Linked DNA regions of Homo sapiens: regions 2 and 3 are each linked to region 1. A link is a contact called in ENCODE Hi-C or POLR2A ChIA-PET data. All regions are on one chromosome and are shown on one strand. Each heading gives the region's core, a stretch centred on a gene start or an enhancer-like site at or near the end of the contact. The rest is flanking DNA. Distances are from core to core; before and after follow the strand shown.

What was found. Hi-C counts contacts between places; a loop is a spot of excess contacts on that map. ChIA-PET counts read pairs that join two places held with the same protein, here RNA polymerase II (POLR2A). Pooled maps may share reads with other maps.
Region 2: a pooled map shows a loop between it and region 1 (14-fold over the local background). The contact joins the enhancer-like site here to the promoter of SPEN in region 1. A Hi-C loop is called at or near these places in 6 of 168 maps with a recorded cell type or tissue (CD4-positive, alpha-beta T cell, CD4-positive, alpha-beta memory T cell, CD8-positive, alpha-beta T cell and 2 more), 9 of 37 single-sample maps with no recorded cell type and 13 of 50 pooled maps. POLR2A ChIA-PET finds 5 or more read pairs at or near these places in 7 of 52 experiments (B cell, CD4-positive, alpha-beta T cell, CD4-positive, alpha-beta memory T cell and 4 more).
Region 3: a map of CD4-positive, alpha-beta memory T cell shows a loop between it and region 1 (18-fold over the local background). The contact joins the promoter of SDHB here to the promoter of SPEN in region 1. A Hi-C loop is called at or near these places in 1 of 168 maps with a recorded cell type or tissue (CD4-positive, alpha-beta memory T cell) and 7 of 50 pooled maps. POLR2A ChIA-PET finds 5 or more read pairs at or near these places in 2 of 52 experiments (activated B cell and naive thymus-derived CD4-positive, alpha-beta T cell).

The regions. Positions count from the first base shown.
Region 1 is chr1:15,844,979-15,849,011 of GRCh38, forward strand. It overlaps SPEN (spen family transcriptional repressor), which reads left to right and starts at 2,729. Exons shown (of 15, transcript NM_015001.3): 1 at 2,729-3,172. The coding sequence starts at 3,090. It overlaps SPEN-AS1 (SPEN antisense RNA 1), which reads right to left and starts at 3,169. Exons shown (of 2, transcript NR_024279.1): 1 at 3,130-3,169. RefSeq lists enhancers at 1,859-2,371, 2,372-2,883 and silencers at 2,466-3,035, 3,216-3,635.
Region 2 is chr1:16,902,020-16,905,762 of GRCh38, forward strand. No RefSeq gene overlaps it. Among named protein-coding and RNA genes, the nearest start is that of RNU1-2, 7.9 kb to the left of the region's middle. RefSeq lists enhancers at 1,809-2,088, 2,275-2,914, 2,559-2,608, 2,709-2,758, 2,915-3,554 and a silencer at 3,295-3,589. Within about 2 kb of position 2,231, at least 41 of the 41 ENCODE cell types and tissues checked have a DNase peak (open chromatin) inside an H3K27ac peak, as active enhancers do; they include B cell, CD4-positive, alpha-beta T cell, CD8-positive, alpha-beta T cell and 1 more, where a contact is called at or near this core.
Region 3 is chr1:17,052,297-17,056,155 of GRCh38, forward strand. It overlaps SDHB (succinate dehydrogenase complex iron sulfur subunit B), which reads right to left and starts at 1,736. Exons shown (of 8, transcript NM_003000.3): 1 at 1,652-1,736. The coding sequence starts at 1,723. RefSeq lists enhancers at 1,616-1,675, 2,226-2,275.

The DNA.
Region 1 (4,033 bases), core at 1,479-3,978:
ATACAATTGAGGTGACACTGTTCTTCATGGTGACACTGGTCTTTCCCAAGAGGTTTCAGCTAATTCAGTCTATCAGATTTTACATCAGATTTTAAAATTTGCTTCAAACTTGGGTGCTTGTATTCAAATTCATGCTTCATAGAAAAATGCATATCAGTTCAACAGTTGACTAACTGCAGCCACGTTCACAGTACTGAATAGTTCATGAGTTTCGTTAGTAGGGTGTTAGCTTGACTTTCCTTATGTGATAATTGTGACAGAGAAATGGCCAGATGTAAATAGCCAATTTTACTTTTTTTTTTCTTTTTTTAAGAGAGGGGTTTCTCCTATGTTGCTGAGGCTGGAGTGCTGGGGCTTTTCAAGGCACAATCATAGTGCACTACAGCTTGGAACTCCTGGACTCAGATGATGCTTCTGCCTTAGCCTCTCCAGTAGCTGAGACTACAAAGAAACAATTTAGTTATGCATAGGTGACCTGAGATATTAGTGCCATTGGTTTTGGTGACAATATTTTCGAATTCAAATAGTGTCGTTTGTAAGTTAGTTTGTATTTAAGGAGATAATCGATGAGGCCAAGTATTTAAAATTGGCTGGGCTGGTGGTTCATGCCTGTAATACCAGCACTTTGGAAGGCTGAGGTGGGCAGATCACCAGGTCAAGAGATCGAAACCATCCTGGATAGCATGGTGAAACCCCGCCTCTACTAAACGTAAAAAAATTACCTGGGCGTGGTGGTTTGCGCCTGTAGTCCCAGCTACTTGGGAGGCTGAGGCAGGAGAATTGCTTGAACCCGGGAGACGGAGGATGCAGTAAGCAGAGATGGTACCACTTCACTCCAGCCTGGTGACAGAGTGAGACTGCGTCTCCAAAAAAAAAAAAAAAAAAAAAAAAAAAATCTGGCTTGCACCTGAAGCAGCACACCTCTGGTATTTCTGTGTATTTTTATTATAAATAATTTTATTTTTCTCTCGATATAGTTACCTTAATTTTATGGGTTTTCCTTGAATTTCTGTAAATTGGCCTTTATATAAAAGTTCAACTGGCCGGGCATGGTGGCTCACGCCTGTAATCCCAGCACTTTGGGAGGCCAAGGTGGGCAGATCACCTGAGGTCAGGAGTTCAAGACCAGCCTGGCCAACATGGTGAAACCCCGTCTTTACTAAGAATACAAAAAACTAGCCTGGTGTGGTGGTGCGCGCCTGTAATTCCAGCTACTCGGAAGGCTGACGCAGGAGAATCGCTTGAACCTGGGAGGCGGAGGTTGCAGTGAGCTGAGACAGCGCCATTGTGCCCCAGCTTGGCTAACAAGAGTGAAACTTGGTCTCAGGAAAAAAAAAAAAAAAGAGGCTGGGCGTGGTGGCTCAAGCCTGTAATCCCAGCACTTTGGGAGGCTTGAGGCGGGTGGATTACCTGAGGTTGTGAGTTCGAGGCCAGCTTGACCAACACAGAGAAACTGTCTCTACTAAAAATACAAAAATTAGCCGGGCATGGTGGCGCATGCCTGTAATCCCAGCTACTCAGGAGGCTGAAGCAGGAGAATCGCTTGAACCCAGGAGACAGAGGTTGCAGTAAGCCGAGAACACACCATTGCACTCCAGCCTGGGCAACAAAAGCAAAACTCCGTCTCAAAGGAAAAAAAAAAAAAAAGAAAGTTCAACTGTAGGTTTCAAAAGCTCTTAGGCCTGGAAAGGCCAGAGGTCTAATTCCTTTCTCTGTTTAAATATTAAATTATGGTCTGAGGGGAACAATATTGGATTCCTGTCTCATTTCCGTTTTATTCCTTCTATACCACAGCGATCAGCAAGGGTATCTTGCAAACGGTTTCGCAAGATTCTATATAAAAAAGTTGCTTAGGCCAGGTGCAGTGACTCCCGCCTGTACTCCCAGTACTTTAGGAGGCCGAGGCGGGCGGATCACCTGAGGTCAGGAGTTCAAGACCAGCCTGGCCTACATGGTGAAACCCTGTCTCTAATAAAAATACAAAAATTAGCCAGGTGTGGTTGCGGGTGCTTGTAATCCCAGCTACTTGGGAGGCTGAGGCAGGAGAATCGCTTGAGTCTGGGAGGCGGAGATTGCAGTGAGCCGAGACCGTGCCACTGCACTCCAGCAGCCTGGGCAACAGAGCGAGACCCCGTATTAAAAAAAAAAAAGTTGCTTCATGTTACAAGCCAGTGACTCTTGGATGGGATGCGTTTCTGAAGCCGTCGCTGTTCAGCAGAGCGGTGAGAAGGGCAACCTTTTTCTGATCGCTTTCCCAAGCAGGCAGGAATCTAAGTGTCCGGAAACGCCAGGAGCTGGCCGCCAGGTGAGCGGAGGACGAAGGGGTCCTGACTTCTAGGGGACAGGCCTTGGCAGCCGCTTTGACCCGTAGCCCTGTGGAAACCAATTGCATTTCTCTTCATATCTTCCACCAGGCCGGGGCCTGGGGTTGCCGCTGGAGGGGCTAAAGACCGCTCCTGCTTCCTCAGCCGCCCCTTGCCCGGCGCGGGAACCCGACCGAGAGCCCGCCAAGCAGCGGGACTCCACTAGCAGCTGCGCGCCTGCGCACCGGGGCCGAGCGCGCGAGCGTTCCTTCCCCGCCTGTAGTCCCTCACTTCGTCGCCCGGTCCGCGCGCCTGCGCGCCGGCTGGGAGGAACTCAGCTTCTCCGCCTTGGCAGGCGGGAGGACGCGCGCGCGCCCGCGGCGAGGGGGAGGCAGTGCGGCGGCGGGAGTCGGGCCGCGCGCGCCAGTGGGAAGCGTCCGGCTGCCACAGCGCCAGCTCCGTCGTAGTCGCTGCCGCCCGTGTCCCGCTCGCCCCTCCTCCCGCTCCCCCGCCCGCCCCTGCCCGGGCGCATGCGCTGCCGGAGCGCGAGGGTCGGCTTCGGGTGTGTGGTGGCGGCAGAGCTGAGCTGCGAGGCCCGAGAGTCAGAACCTGGGGGAGAGGGATGGTCTCTGCACGGGGGGGAGCCGGAGGAGCCGCCGCCGCTGCCGACGCCACCGCCGCAGCCGCCGCCGCCGCCGCCCCGGCACCCGCCTCCCGGCGCTGACGGTCTCGTACGAAGCCGGCGAGGGGGAGCCAGCAGCGGCGGTCGCCGGCACGCCGCCCAGCATGGTCCGGGAAACCAGGCATCTCTGGGTGGGCAACTTACCCGAGAACGTGCGGGAAGAGAAGATCATCGAGCATTTCAAACGGTGAGTGACACGAGGCCCGCGGCCGCGCTCGCTCCTCGGGCGCCGCTTCCCGCCCCGGCCCGTTGCCGGCCCCTCCCGGAGCGCGGAGCTGGTGAGGAGGACTCCGGCCCGGACCCACGGGCGCTGTGGGACCTCGTCAGCCGCTCGGCCCGCGTCGCGGCGTTGGGCCTCGGGTGTCGGCGGTGCGGGCGGCCAAGCCGCGCCGCCTTCGAAGAGCCCGCGGGGCCCCGGCGGCCGCGTCCGTGACGAGGGAGGTGACCGAGGCTCGGCCTCCACGCAGCCGGCGCCCCGGGGCTGCCCTCGCGTCAGCCCGGGAGTCGGTGGGAGATGCGCTGGGCGGCGGGGTCGCGTCCTTGCGCGCAGTGCCCGGCCCGGAGCAGCCGGGACCCGAGCCCGCCCGACAGCCGGGTCCGGCGCCGCCACTCCAAGCTGCTCTGCGGGCGCTCGGCAATGTCTGACTTCGGGAGGGTTCCGTGCGAAGGGAAAGGCGGTGCGAAAACAGAAGTCGCAGTAGGTACTGTGGTCGCGTCGCGGACCCGGAGAGACCATCTAGGACCTCTCCGGAGGATTTGCAGCCTTGAAACTCACTGGGAATGGCAAACGTTTCTCGTTTTTGCGGGGCTGGGTGGAGAGTGGTGTGAAATAAGTTGGTGCGCCCGTTTGGGCTTCCTCGTCCCCGGCGGAGGAGACCGCGTCTGACAGGAGGTTGCTAGCCCCGGCGCCCGTAGCCTCGGGTCGCACTCCCAGGCCGCCCTAAGACCCTGGTGCCCCCCACCCCTGAATTCCCGAATCAAACGGTAAAACATTCCAAACCTTTTACGATGAGAAGATGTAGCTTAAAAAAAAAACCTCCCCTGAATA
Region 2 (3,743 bases), core at 981-3,480, 1.1 Mb after region 1:
AATCTGTCTTTGCTTAATTAAAATGGTTTGAGAGCCAGGTGTGGTAGCTCATGTCTTTAATCCCAGCACTATAGGAGGCCAAGGCGGGCGGATCACTCGAGGTCAGGAGTTCGAGACCAGCCTGCCAACATGGTGAAACCCTGTCTCTACTAAAAATACAAAAATCAGCCAGGTGGCTACTCAGGAGGCTGAAGGAAAAGAATCGCTTGAACCCAGGAGGCAGAGGTTGCAGTGAGCTAAGATCCTGCCAGTGCAATACAGCCTGGGTGACAGAGAAAGACTGTCTCAAAAATAAAAATTAAAAAAAAAAAGAAAAAATCAGCAGCGTAGTAGAAGTATAATGCACACAAGAATGATAATCATGAAGACAATCTGATTCTAGAAGAGTAAGGGAACCTATTCCATTAGAGAGCCAACTGAAAACATCAAATCCCAGTTCACACCCCAGGGTGTGGGGGCACGTGCCTGTAGTCCCAGCTACTCGGGAGGATTAGTAAGGAGGTTTGCTTGAATATGTGAGGTCAAAGCAGAAGTAAACCCTGATCATGCCACTGCACTCCAGCCTGGGTGACAGTGAGACCTTGTCTCAAAAACAAACAAACAAAAAACCCACAAAACCAAACAACAACAAATTGTCACCTCACTCTGAAATGACAGTGGCAAACATCACTTTGCTATTGGAAAATTAAAAGAAAAACACTCCCTCTTGCTATCAACCTGCCCTCTTGCTCTAACATGTCTGACCCATGGTTTAAAATGCCCAAAAGCTGATGTACTCAAATTATAATACACTTACCTGTTCTGCACCAGCATTTATTTTTGTCTGGAGGAGATCACCATCCATGGTCCTGTAAATGTCTAACGGCATGGAATGATGAAGGGCAGTGTCTTTTAGGATATTTGGTTATATCTATATATATGGCTCTGAAGAAACCCAACATTGGGCGAGTTCCCTCAAACTTTTCACTAGGCATGACCACTGCTCTATTTTAGATAGAGATTCTGTGGGGCAAAACCTGAGAATTATCTGCCTGGCTATCAAGAAGATAGCTCCTTGCATTTTTTTGGGGAGAACACTTGCTTCAAGGGAGTGTTTCCTCCCAGGATTACAAATCTTTTTGTAACCTCAGGAAACATTGCTGATGAAAACCAGGCATGGTGGCTCTGGCCTGTAATCCCAGTGACTCAGGGGCTGAGACAGGAGAATCACTTAAGCCAAAGAGTTTGAGGCTGCAGTGAGCTATGATGGCGCCACTGCACTCCAGCCTGAGCCACAGAGCCAGACACTGTCTCTGAAAGAAAAAGAAAAAGAAAGAAAAACATTGCTGATGAAACTGCGGCCTCTTTTGCAGCTCTATAAAAAGGTATTTAGTCACTGGCTAAGGTTGTACTAGATAATCACATCACTTTAGGTGATACATTTAGCTGAGCAGGGAGATGTGTGGTGGCAAATACCTTTTGTTGCATATACATATACATTTCCCATGTAGTAGAACCTTCTCTAGAAAAAATCAGAAAAGAAGCCACTTGGCTGCAAGAAATCACTAAAGAAGAAATGGGGTTTGATGTTTTCCCTGATGTTTTCAGTTGGCTGAAACATCAAATCCCAGTTCCCTGGTTCCCTTACTGTTCCAGGATACAGATTCTCTTTGTGATGATCATTCTTGTATGCATTATATTTCTACTACTCAAATTATTAATGTTATGTATTTCTCATTGTTTTACTTCTTTTGAGAAACTAAATTCATGGTACTCTGAAAACTAGAGATGATTCAACAAGTGACAGCAACTATAGAATTGGCCGAGATATCTCTCTCTCTCTCTCTCTCTCTTTTTTTTTTTTTTTTTCCATGTTGTGATGCCACACCAGTTCAGCTTTTGGACGCTGTTAAAAAGAGAGGTCTCCTTCCCTCCCCTGACCCCCGTGTGGGACAGGACTATCTGGGAATGAGCCATTCTGGCAAGGAGGGACACAGCTTTTGATCGACAATGCTTTCAAGAAATACTTTTTTTTTTTTTAAACGGAGTCTCGCTCTGTCGCCCAGGCTGGAGTGCAGTGGGCGATCTCAGCTCACTGCAAGCTCCGCCTCCCGGGTTCACGCCATTCTCCTGCCTCAGCCTCTGCGAGTAGCTGAGACTACAGGCGCCCGCCACCACGCCAGGCTAATTTTTTTTTTTTATTTTTAGTAGAGACGGGGTTTCACCGTGGTCTCGATCTCCTGACCTCGTGATCGGCCCGCCTCAGCCTCCCAAAGTGCTGGGCTTACAAGCGTCAGCCACCGCGCCCGGCCAAGAAAGACTTTTCATCTAAAGGGAGAATGGGGAAAGAAGAGAACTTTTTTATTTTCAAATTCTCAGGCCCAGCGAGGCATTACATTGAGACAGCAACCACATTCTGCTTCCTTTTTGTACACTACTGTATTTGAAAAACAAAAAAACAAACCTACAAGACTCATAAAACTGGACAACTTTCTTTATAACACTACTACTCGTAAAACCAGTAAGGATGGCTGGTTTGCAGTTATCTGAGCAGCTTCTCTAGTTTCATAGACATGATTTCTCTCTGTTATTAAAGGGCTCCCAATTTTAAGTGGAATGCTACTTCACAAAGATAACCAGGTTTGAAAGGGTCCGGTTTGCTTTGTAATCCGAAACGTTCCAGTCTGCTATTAAAAGCCATTATTTGAAGACGGGTGCACAGGCTTCCAGCTGCCCGCCAGAAGGGTCCTCCGCAGGACACAGGTTAAGTAATCACTTCTTCGGGGGAGACTAGATGCAGGGTCTCGGCGCACCTCCCCAAAAGACAAGGGCGAGACAGAAAGGAGGGACAGGCGGACGTCACTTCCCCCGCCGGCTGCGGCACCGGGTTGGTGGGCTGAGTGGAGGAGGGTGGGGCGGAAGAACAGAAGGGGACTGGGAAAGGCACTGTTGGTGACATCACCGATAGGGCGTTTCTATGTAGATGAGGCAGCGCAGGGGCTGCTGCTTCGCCATGAAGGATTTCCCGTGCTGTAGGAGCAAGTCCGGGACCGCTGGCTGGACGTGAGCGTCCTAGCTGTGCGTTAGGGCTAGGAGGGCTCAGGGTGATTGGGGATTGGCTGGGGTGGTGCTCGGGGCAAGTGACCGTGCGTGTAAAGGGTGAGGCGTATGGAGCTGTGGCGGGGCGGAAGTTCACATGTGTGGTATGTAGAGCACATGTTATGGTTATCAAAGTGGTTTACTGTAAGGCTGAGGGCTATGCATTCTATGGCTATGTTGTTGTCTCTTATTTTTCCAAACGTGGAAACCTCTGTTTTGTAACTTGTAGTAATAAGGTAGAAATTAAAAAGAAAAAGTATTTTCCTGTACTTGCTTGGCTGCAAGGTCAGGAACAGATAGTTTCTGAAAAACCACATCGCTGAGAAATGAGTTCTGGAGACTCTCTTAACAGTCTGTTATCCCTAGGAAGGATAAGAGCAAGAAACAGCAAATGCTTTTATTACCTTCTCTTTTCCCTTTACCATTTCTCACTATTCAAGTTTTGTTAAGTTCTTGATTTCCCTTCAGTGCAGCTGCAAGGTCACCAGCTATTCTTGCCTCGTGAGACCTGTCACAGTTTGACTAGCTGCCTTTGTTCTGCTTCTGTAAGCCCTCTTGCCTGCCCCGCGAGTTTGGTGCCATCATAGTCCCACCATGCCATTCAAACTAGCCAACCCCCTTTTTGAAGTGTGTATAAAAGTCAAACCCTGTCTTTGTTCGGGGCT
Region 3 (3,859 bases), core at 486-2,985, 1.2 Mb after region 1:
GAATTCAGAACCTGAACCTGAATGTTACCCACAGGTAACACACCAAGCTCATTACTGAATTCTTTTGAGGTGGCTTTTGTGGGTATACATGTACATTCCCACAAGGAAGGGGAGGCCTTGGGGCTCTTCTATTTTCTGTTGCCCTCAGGAGGCCCTGCAAAGACCTTGCCTGGAATTACAAAAATGACCTATGAAATTAGCCTTTTCTACAATGCATTCTTAGAAGAGGGGCTTGGAACTCTCTCGTTAGTGGGGCTCTCACAATTTAATTGTTTGCTCAGCAACTATAAAAGGAACAGGTAAACAAGCTCATTATCAATCATCAATTTAATACTGAGAGGATGTCAGCTTGAGGCTCTGGTAGGCTGTCTTCTTCCTCTATCTCCCCTTTTCAGAAAGGCTGATGCAGACAGAGTGGATCCAAGTTCACACACAGCATGCTGGATAGAACCAGGATTGGAACATGGGCAATATGTACTGTGTTATGCAGCCATAGCAGGCACTTAAGATGAAAGATGTCCTCATTTAAGTGCAAGAGAGGAAGAGGAACTAAAATTTCTTGGACACCAACCATGTCCCAAGATCTATGCTAAGGAGTTTTTCTGGTACCATGTTAAAAAACTGCCTCAGGTCTGCTTCTTGGGAATGTGATATTTTGAGCAAGCCAAAAATTTTCTTTCTGGGGGCCTCAAGTTTTCAAAGCTCCAAAAAGGAGGGTAAGGATTCTTGCTTGCCCACCTTAAAGGGGTTGTTGAGAATCCCAGAAGAGGAACAGACTTAGAAAGGATTTGCAAATCCTTAGTCCCTTATGTATACAAAAGCAATTTCCCTTCCCCTTCTAAATGTTCCCACTTAGAAGGCAGGTCAGAAATGTGTTGTTTCTTGGCCATACAAGGGGCGTGGGAAAATCTGTTACTGCACACGGCATAGTAATAAACAAGAACAGCGCCAAGCCCTCTACCTGTCATTCCATGTCAACTCTATGAGGTCCGTATTATTATATGACCTTTAGAGTCAGAAACACTGAGAGGATACTAGTGAAACTGTGGTGACACTGCTTTAAGGAACCCAGTCTTTCCTGCAACCCCCACCACCCACCTCCGGGATCCTTCGAGGTAGGGGGCTGGGTGCATTTCCCTCCATCTCTCCCTTCCCCTGCCCTGTCCCCAACAATTCACATGTCCTTTCCTCACCCATCCCGGTCCTCAACCTCGCACCCTTGAGGAATTACCTCGCTTCCCAATTCCCATCCTTCACACCCCGCAGGTCTCCCTTTTCTACAGAGGCGATAGTTTGGTGGCAGAAAAAGGGCTTGGAACTCCAATGTCTGGATTCAAATTCTGGTTCCAGCAGTCATTCGCTTGCCATGTGACCTTGAGCAATTCAAGTCCCCTTTCTGAACGTCCCCCCCCCCCGCACCCTTAGCTGTAAAAAATTGCCCGTGCCCTAACTCACAAGCTGCTGCGAGGCGCAGAAAGATAACTTGACAGGGATGCTCGAAGCCAAACCAAAGCACTGCACCAGGGGGAGGAGGTCCTCCATCTCCCTGAGGCCTTGCCCTATGCTTCCTCAGTCTCTCCGCAGCCCCATCAGCTCCAGGCAGTCTCTGTGGCTTTCCTGACTTTTCCCTCTCTGAGGCTCCAGGACTCACCTGCAGGCAGGCTCCGCCAAGGGTTGTGGCCGGCAACCGGCGCCTCAAGGAGAGGGCGACCACCGCCGCCATCTTGGCTCCTGACGTCAGCCCCACCCCTTAACCCCGAGGTCGCTCTCCGCCGGTGTCCCGTCGAACATCGCGGCGCCCAGCCTACATCCACTGAGGACCCACTAGCCGCGTACGAGCAACCAAGTGGGAGGCGGCTTCCGGTTTCCCGGGTGGGCGGAGGGAAGGCGGGGCAAGCACAGCGAGCGTGCGCAATAGCGCAGTAGCGGCGCATGCCCATTTGGCTTCCCCCGTGACCTTCTCAGAAAGGGGAGGAGTCTGAGAGGCAGGGCGACTTTCAGGGGGTGGGGCTAAGACTTAGATGGGGCGGAGCCATCCTATCCGGGTCCCTGCCCCGATTTCAACCTCTTTATTCCTGGAATTTTTGTTTGTTTGTTTGAGATGGAGTCTCGCACTGTTTCCCGGGCTGGAGTGCAATGGCGCGATCTTGGCTCACTGCAACCTCCGCCTCCCGGGTTCACGCGATTCTCCTGCCTCAGCCTCCCGAGTAGCTGGGATTACAGGCGCACACCATCACACCCGGCTAATTTTTTGTATTTTTAGTAGAGACGGGGTTTCATCATCTTGGCCAGACTGGTCTTGAACTCCTGACCTCGTGATCCGCCCACCTTGGCCTCCCAAAGTGCTGGAATTACAGGCATGAGCCACTGCGCCCGGCCAATTTTTTTTTTTTTTTTCAGACAGGGTCTCACTCTGTTGCCCAGGCCGGTGTGCAGTCTTGGCTCACTGCAGCCTCGACTTCCCAGGCTCAAGCGATCCTCCCACCTCCAGAGTAGCTGGGACTACAGGCGTGTGAGCCACCATACCCGGGTAGTTTTTTTTTTTTTCTTTTTTTTGAGATGGAGTATCGCTCTGTCTCCCAGGCTGGAGTGCAGTGGCGCGATCTCGGCTGACTGCAACCTCCGCCTCCCGGGTTCAAGCAATTCCCTGCCTCAGCCTCCCGAGTAGCTGGGATTATAGGCGTCCGCCATCATGCCCGGCTAATTTTTTTGTGTTTTTAGTAGAGATGGGGTTTCACCATCTTGGCCAGGCTGGTCTTGAACTCCTGACCTCGTGAGCCACCCACCTCGGCCTCCCAAAGTACTGGAATTACAGGCATGAGCCACCGCGCCCGGCCACCCGGATAATTTTTTTAAAAAATTATTTGTAGAGATGGAGTCTGGCTATGTTGCCCAGGCTGGGCTCAAGCAATCATCCTGCTCCAACTTCCCAAAGTGCTGGGATTACAGGCGTGAGCCACCACACCTAGCCTCCCTAAGAATTTGTCAGTCTTATTATTCATCTCTGACGCTTACTGGCTTGAGTCAGCCCTTTCTGTCGCATACCGTGCAGCTTGCCCGAGGCTGCCCAGGTTTCTGCACTGAGAGTCCCAAACAAACTGGGCAGTTGGTGAATGAGCTGAGGTGATTTCAAGGGTGGCTGGCAAAGGTGCCATTCTTTTGTTCGTTCATTCATTCATTCATAAATACGAATGGAGTGGCTACTATGTGGCAGGCACCAAGTGCTGGGATGCTGCAGGGAATGAGCAAGCCAGGTGGTCACTGCTCATTGAATTTACTCTCTAGTGGTGGAGACGGCAAGTGAGCAGACAGCTAGACACTGTGAGCTCTGTTCTGTACGAGAGGGTGTGCCCAGAGAAGGACACCCAGTCCTTGGTGGCTTTGTTAGCCATTTAATATAAGAAACCATTTCTACTCTGTGCCAAACATTATGGTCCATTATCCCACTTAATCCCCACAGCAGTTCTGTGAAGAAAGTTTTTTGGTTTTGTTTTTTACTGAGTTTCCATTTTAGACATCTCAGCTTCTTTTTCCAGCCCCCTCCATGGATCTGCTCAGAGCTGGCCTCACTCTTGGGACTTACCTTGGGCAGGAGTGGCCTGGAGCCTCCAAGGCACCTGCCTCTTCAGTCACTCCACGCGTTTGTGTAGATTGTTAACCTTGCAGGTCCCGGGGTTTCGTAGGAGTGATTTTTTTTTCCCCTTTCTGTCTGCTTGTTTTGGACATGTGAAGGGCGCCTTTCTATAGTCTTTGGTTTCCACTCTCACAGCTGATGTGGATGCTACTGGAGACATTGAGATGGCCAGGTCAATTGGCTGGATGGGCTGTTTCTGGAGTCCTTGACTGGAACCCCGCTATA